Regions from separate parts of the Homo sapiens genome. Here region 2 is linked to region 1. The links are chromatin loops, found by intact Hi-C in ENCODE. Cell type or tissue: dorsolateral prefrontal cortex. All regions are shown on one strand.

What was found. Hi-C counts contacts between places; a loop is a spot of excess contacts. Peaks named below come from ENCODE experiments on the same cell type or tissue, not always from the same donor. Only the 100,000 strongest peaks of a DNase experiment are listed, where the experiment ranks them.
Region 2: it touches region 1 in a loop (4-fold over the local background); 54 of 110 quality-filtered maps call a loop at or near these places.

Annotation. Positions count from the first base shown.
Region 1 is chr11:8,913,455-8,915,954 of GRCh38, forward strand. AKIP1 (A-kinase interacting protein 1) reads left to right here. Exons shown (of 6, transcript NM_020642.4): 4 at 1,372-1,476. Among named protein-coding and RNA genes, the nearest start is that of AKIP1, 3.5 kb to the left of the region's middle. In dorsolateral prefrontal cortex, CTCF peaks have their summits at 1,152 (motif pointing right) and 1,352; a DNase peak (open chromatin) is centred at 1,160; H3K4me3 peaks cover 1,108 bases; H3K27ac peaks cover 1,564 bases.
Region 2 is chr11:9,136,773-9,139,272 of GRCh38, forward strand. It overlaps DENND5A (DENN domain containing 5A), which reads right to left. Exons shown (of 23, transcript NM_015213.4): 23 at 2,053-2,500. Among named protein-coding and RNA genes, the nearest start is that of SCUBE2, 46 kb to the left of the region's middle. RefSeq lists enhancers at 1,247-1,436, 2,250-2,500. In dorsolateral prefrontal cortex, CTCF peaks have their summits at 1,144 and 1,343; a DNase peak (open chromatin) is centred at 1,159; H3K27ac peaks cover 2,500 bases.

The DNA of each region.
Region 1 (2,500 bases):
TGGGATTACAGGCTTGAGCCACCATACCCAGCCAAGTCATCTTTCGATACTTAGGGAATGTTGAGGGCAGGCCAGAAAACATTCAAGGAAATTACCTGCATGGAAGGCACTGTCTTCTAGGAATTACAGCAGGCTCTGGCCTCATGCAGTCTTAACACTTGGTGAGTCCTACATGGTTTTAAGGAGGCTGATCCACAAAGGAGATGGAAGAGAATACCTTGTTTCTGCCCTGCTTTTCAGTTTCATATGTTAAGATCTCAAAAAACTCTAATCTTTCTACATCTTTTATAAGAATCCCTGACTCCAAGAATAGGATTCCAACCAAAGAGGAATACTTCAGGGAATATTTTTATCTTATTTGTGTTGTTCAGTGGTTTTACAAAAATCAATAGCCTCAACTCTACTGTAAAGTGATTAAACCCTTGGTTCATGGTTCAGCAAAAGGAATAATATTTGTCTTTGGTTTGAGGTTTAGCAAATTGCTGTTCTTCATTTTTGTTTTCAGTTCATGCTTCAGTTCAAGTCTCTGTTATGAAATGGAGCCTCAGAACCTCTTGGCTTTCTAGAGATAGAATTAAGAATTGTGTACTGGGTTTGTCTCCACAGTTTGAAGCAGCCACTAAAACACATCTTTAGGTCTGTGTCCTCAAGTGCTTTCCCCAGCTTCTCGTTCTTCTGGTCACATGTTTTTTAGACAGTGTGCCTACCCTGTTCAAAACAAGCAGGGCTGTGATGTCATTAGTCATTATCAAGGGCAAGTCTAAGGCTAACTTTGAGGGGGAGGAAGGAAGCAGACAAGAGAAATGTAACTGTTTTCCGATCTTTCGGAAGATTCTTCTTAAATTAGAGACTTCTCCCTCCACTCCCCCACGCGCAGGAAGCACAGAGAAAAGGGCTGCAGAGCAGCTCTTGGGTTTGTTTCATTTCCTGCTGTGTTTCTAAATCTCAGGAAAATGTACCCCTCTCTTCCCGTGTCCTGGTCTGAGACTTAGACAATAAACATGGAACCGTTCATCCACATTTTTTAGGGGAGGAAATGAAAGGATATGTGCATTGGACATGGGGGCAAAGATGTGAAATTTGTTTAACCTGGCAGAGAGCATGGTCCTGCCCACCTTTAGTTAGCCAGCGTTCTTGCCCTATGGAGGCAGCAGGTGGCAGCACGGGGATGCCAAATGCATTTCTTTCTCTGCAGCCACTTTGGGTGGGCTAAGGTTTGTTGCATGACTTCAGAGGCCTGTCAAGAGGGCAGGTAATTCACCTTTGCTCTCTTGCCTCCCTCCTTAACTGCACTTTGCCCAAATATCAGGGTTTTTTGAAAATTTGACAAGACAATTTGGTTAGCTAACATCTTTGACATTACGTCTCTAGAAATATTATTCATCTGTGCCAGAGGAAGGAGGGGCAACCCATGTCTATCGTTATCACAGAGGCGAGTCGAAGCTGCACATGTGCTTGGACATAGGGAATGGTCAGGTAAGTGTACTCAACTGTCCTGCACCATGCCTTCAGTCTACCAAGATATGACACCCTATATTCAAGAGCCCCTGCTAGACTTTGTGTCACTGGATGCCCGTGTGACTTGGCATTACAGTGCTTAACAGAAATGTGTAAATTCATAGCCTTAGAGAACTTACAGCAATGAACATGAAATAGGAGGTTGTCAAAAATATAAGATTGATGCCACTGTAGGATCTTTAGTTGAACCTGCAGTCCTGGGCCATGGGATTCTCCAGCAGGTTTAAAGAAAAGAGCTTCCAAGCCTGGAATGTGGTGTATGCAATGATCGCCCCTGTGACTATCCCCTGCATTCTATCCTGGGCAACATAGACCCTTTCTCTAATTTTTTTTTAAAAGAGCTCTAAATATCCTCTTCTACATCTAGGGATAGGATTTTTTTTTTCTTTTTTTTTTTTTTTTTTTTTTTGAGACAGGGTCTTACTCTGTCACCCAGGCTAGAGTGCAGTGGAGCAATCATGGCTTACTGCAGCCTTGACTTCCTGGGCAGGTGATCCTCCCACCTGAACCTCCCAAGTAGCTGGGACTACAGGCACATGCCACCACACCCAGCTAATTTTTAATGTTTTTAATAGAGATGGGGTTTTGCTATGTTGCCCAGGCTGGGGGAAAAGATTTTTAATAATTACATTTTTTACTATAAGGTGATAACTGTCATGTCTTTGGTAATTTTTTTTTTTTTTTGAGAGGGAGTCTCACTCTGTCACCCAAGGTGGAGTGCAGTGGTGCGATCGCGGCTCACTGCAACTTCTGCCTCCCAGGTTCAGACAATTCTGCCTCAGCCTCCCAAGTAGCTGGGACTACGTGCACACACCACCAGCCCAGCTAATTTTTGTATTTTTCTTTCTTTTTTTTTTTTTTTTTTTGTGGAGTCACAGTCTTGCTCTGTTGCCCGGGCTGGAGTGCAGTGGCACAATCTCAGCTCACTGCAAGCTCTGCCTCCCTGGTTCACGCCATTCTTCTGCCTCAGCCCCGAGTAGCT
Region 2 (2,500 bases), 220 kb after region 1:
GATAGATTAGAATATCCCCATGCTGCAATCCCCAGTGAATTACTTGCTGGATGTAGGCATTGAGCATCAGTGGCTGCTAACATAACAAAAGTGAAAAACAGATGTTACGTGCTTCTTGCTAAATGAGCACACCACTACCTAGAGTCTTATCAAAGGGATCAACCTGAGGCAAATTGTCTAGATCTAGCTGCTGATCTGCAGGAAATGCTGAGGATAAAGGAGTATATTGAACTGCACCACGGGCATGAAATGAGCAAAAACCCAGGCTGTGAAAATCTACAGATCAAATGGCTTAAAATCTTCAACAATTTGTAAGAAAAGGAAAGGGATGGAGGGGACCCTTTAGATTAAAAGAGACTTAAAAGATGTATCAAGTTTTTTTAAAAGGACAGTAAGACTATAGCATGTAGGGATGCACATCTGGGTGACAAAACAATAAAGAAACTCAACGAAATTATTACTTATAAAAGTTAAGATGGAAGAAGGGAGGTGCTGGGACTGTGATGGGGAAGGGGGAACATGGAGGACCCTGGGGGGCTGGCAAAGTTCTATTCTTGACCTGAGTGGTGATTATAAGGGTGCTTGCTTTATAGTAATTCCCTGAGTTCCTTTGCTTGCTTGTTTATTTACCAGTCCCTGAAATCACAGCCTGGGAAGCCCTGAAGTAGAGCAGGTGCAGAAGCTGAGGCAGGCAGGGCTGCTTGCTGAGTGAACCAAACACACCTGATTTACCCAGGACCACTGGAGAGGCCTGGCTGGGCCCTACACGGAAGAACGCAGTTGACTCAAATGTCCTTGAAATCTTGAGCTACTAAACAGGTCTGTTCTCTTATATCACACATCATTCCAAAACAGATTTGCAGAAGATTACAAAACAAAACACAGTAGAAAGTGAGTAGGATCAGCTGTTACAAAGAGCAAGGAAATAGTTGGTCCCAGCACCTGCCTTAAGGTAAGCTCAGGCCTAGGCCCACAATATAAACACATACAGCTGAGTTCCATGCTGCCCTTCTTGCCCAGCCAAGAATCCCACTTCCTGCTCCAGAGGTACTGCCTACCTTCCTTCCCCTTTCCTCGGCCTTCTCCGAGAGAACTAAAGCTCTGTCCGTGGGCTCCAGGCAGACGGCTGCAGTGTGGCCTCTCACCCCCTCTGCAGGCAGGACGCTGCGCTGCAGCTCTCTGGGCCCTCTCCTCATCTCTTCAGAAGCATTTACCACCTGCCAGGCCCAGGGGATGGAGACAGGCAAGAGATCCCCCTTTTCCCTCTGGGAGCTCACGGTGCAAGGGCTGAGCCTGACACGAAAGCAGGCAATGACAATCCAGAGAGGAGATGCCAGCATCTAAGAAAATGAAGGAGCACAAGGATGGAATGATTAACTGCCTAGGGAGATTGGGGACACTTCACAGCAGGTGACTGCTAAAGTAAACCCTGTACAACAAACACAAAGTGGGTGAAGGGGAGGCATTCCAGGCAAAGGGAAAATGCATGCAAACCAGGAAAGCATAAAAGAGGGCACTGATTGGTCTGAGGTGCCTGACTTGATCACGTTACACTTCTTCTGGAGCTTCCTGCCAAAGCAGCCTGAAGAATAAAAATGAACGAAGCTGGACCTCTCATAAAGGTCTCCCACCTGCCATCCCCAGGAAAGCAAACCTTTCTTTCAAGAGCTTCCCCCGACCCCCAGCTTCCCACACCTGGTCTCCCTTACCCTCTCAAGAAAGGGCCCATCCTGTCTCAGTCAAGTGACAACCTCTGCACCCCTGGCCGGGTCTTTTCCCTCCTGTGTCTCAGTCTCCTCCTCTGTGGAGTGGGGAAAGAACCCTGTCTGCATCCATGTGAATCAGCCACATAACAGCTAGGAAGGCTCCTAGCACTGCGGGCAGAAGGACCCAGGAGACCCCAGGCCCTCAGGGGCATCCTGGGCAGGCCACAACCCCGAGCCTGCTGGTAAAGAGAGGTGATGCCACAAGACCATCCTCACAGATGGACCCAACTGCACCCGCAGCCACCCACTGCTCATAAACCTCCATAAAAATCAGTGATCCATGCAGTTTTTGTTTCAGGTGTTTTATTAAGTGGGCCATACTGTAGCTGGTTTCTAAGTTGCAAAACATAAATTTAATAATAATAACATAGCCAGTTAGATTGTGACAAGCTTTTCCTTTCCTTAAAAAAAGAAAATACTTAAAAACACACAATGGCGGGTTAAATAAATAAAACATTTTAAAAAAGAAAAAAGAAAAGAAAAACCTGTTAAAACATGCTTATGTTTACTTCTGTGAAACTGTGCCAACAGGAAATGTGGTATTTGGCACGATGACACATCCCGGCATGTCTCCTTCCCAAACAATACTGACAAAAAAGAAAATACGTGGGACTGACTCATCGGTGCTTGCTTAGAGGCACTACTAAAAATCCCTTTGATTGGAGCATGGGGCTTCCCGCGCAGCACACCTGTGTGTGGCCTATGAAAGCCAAATATCCATAATAATGTTAATA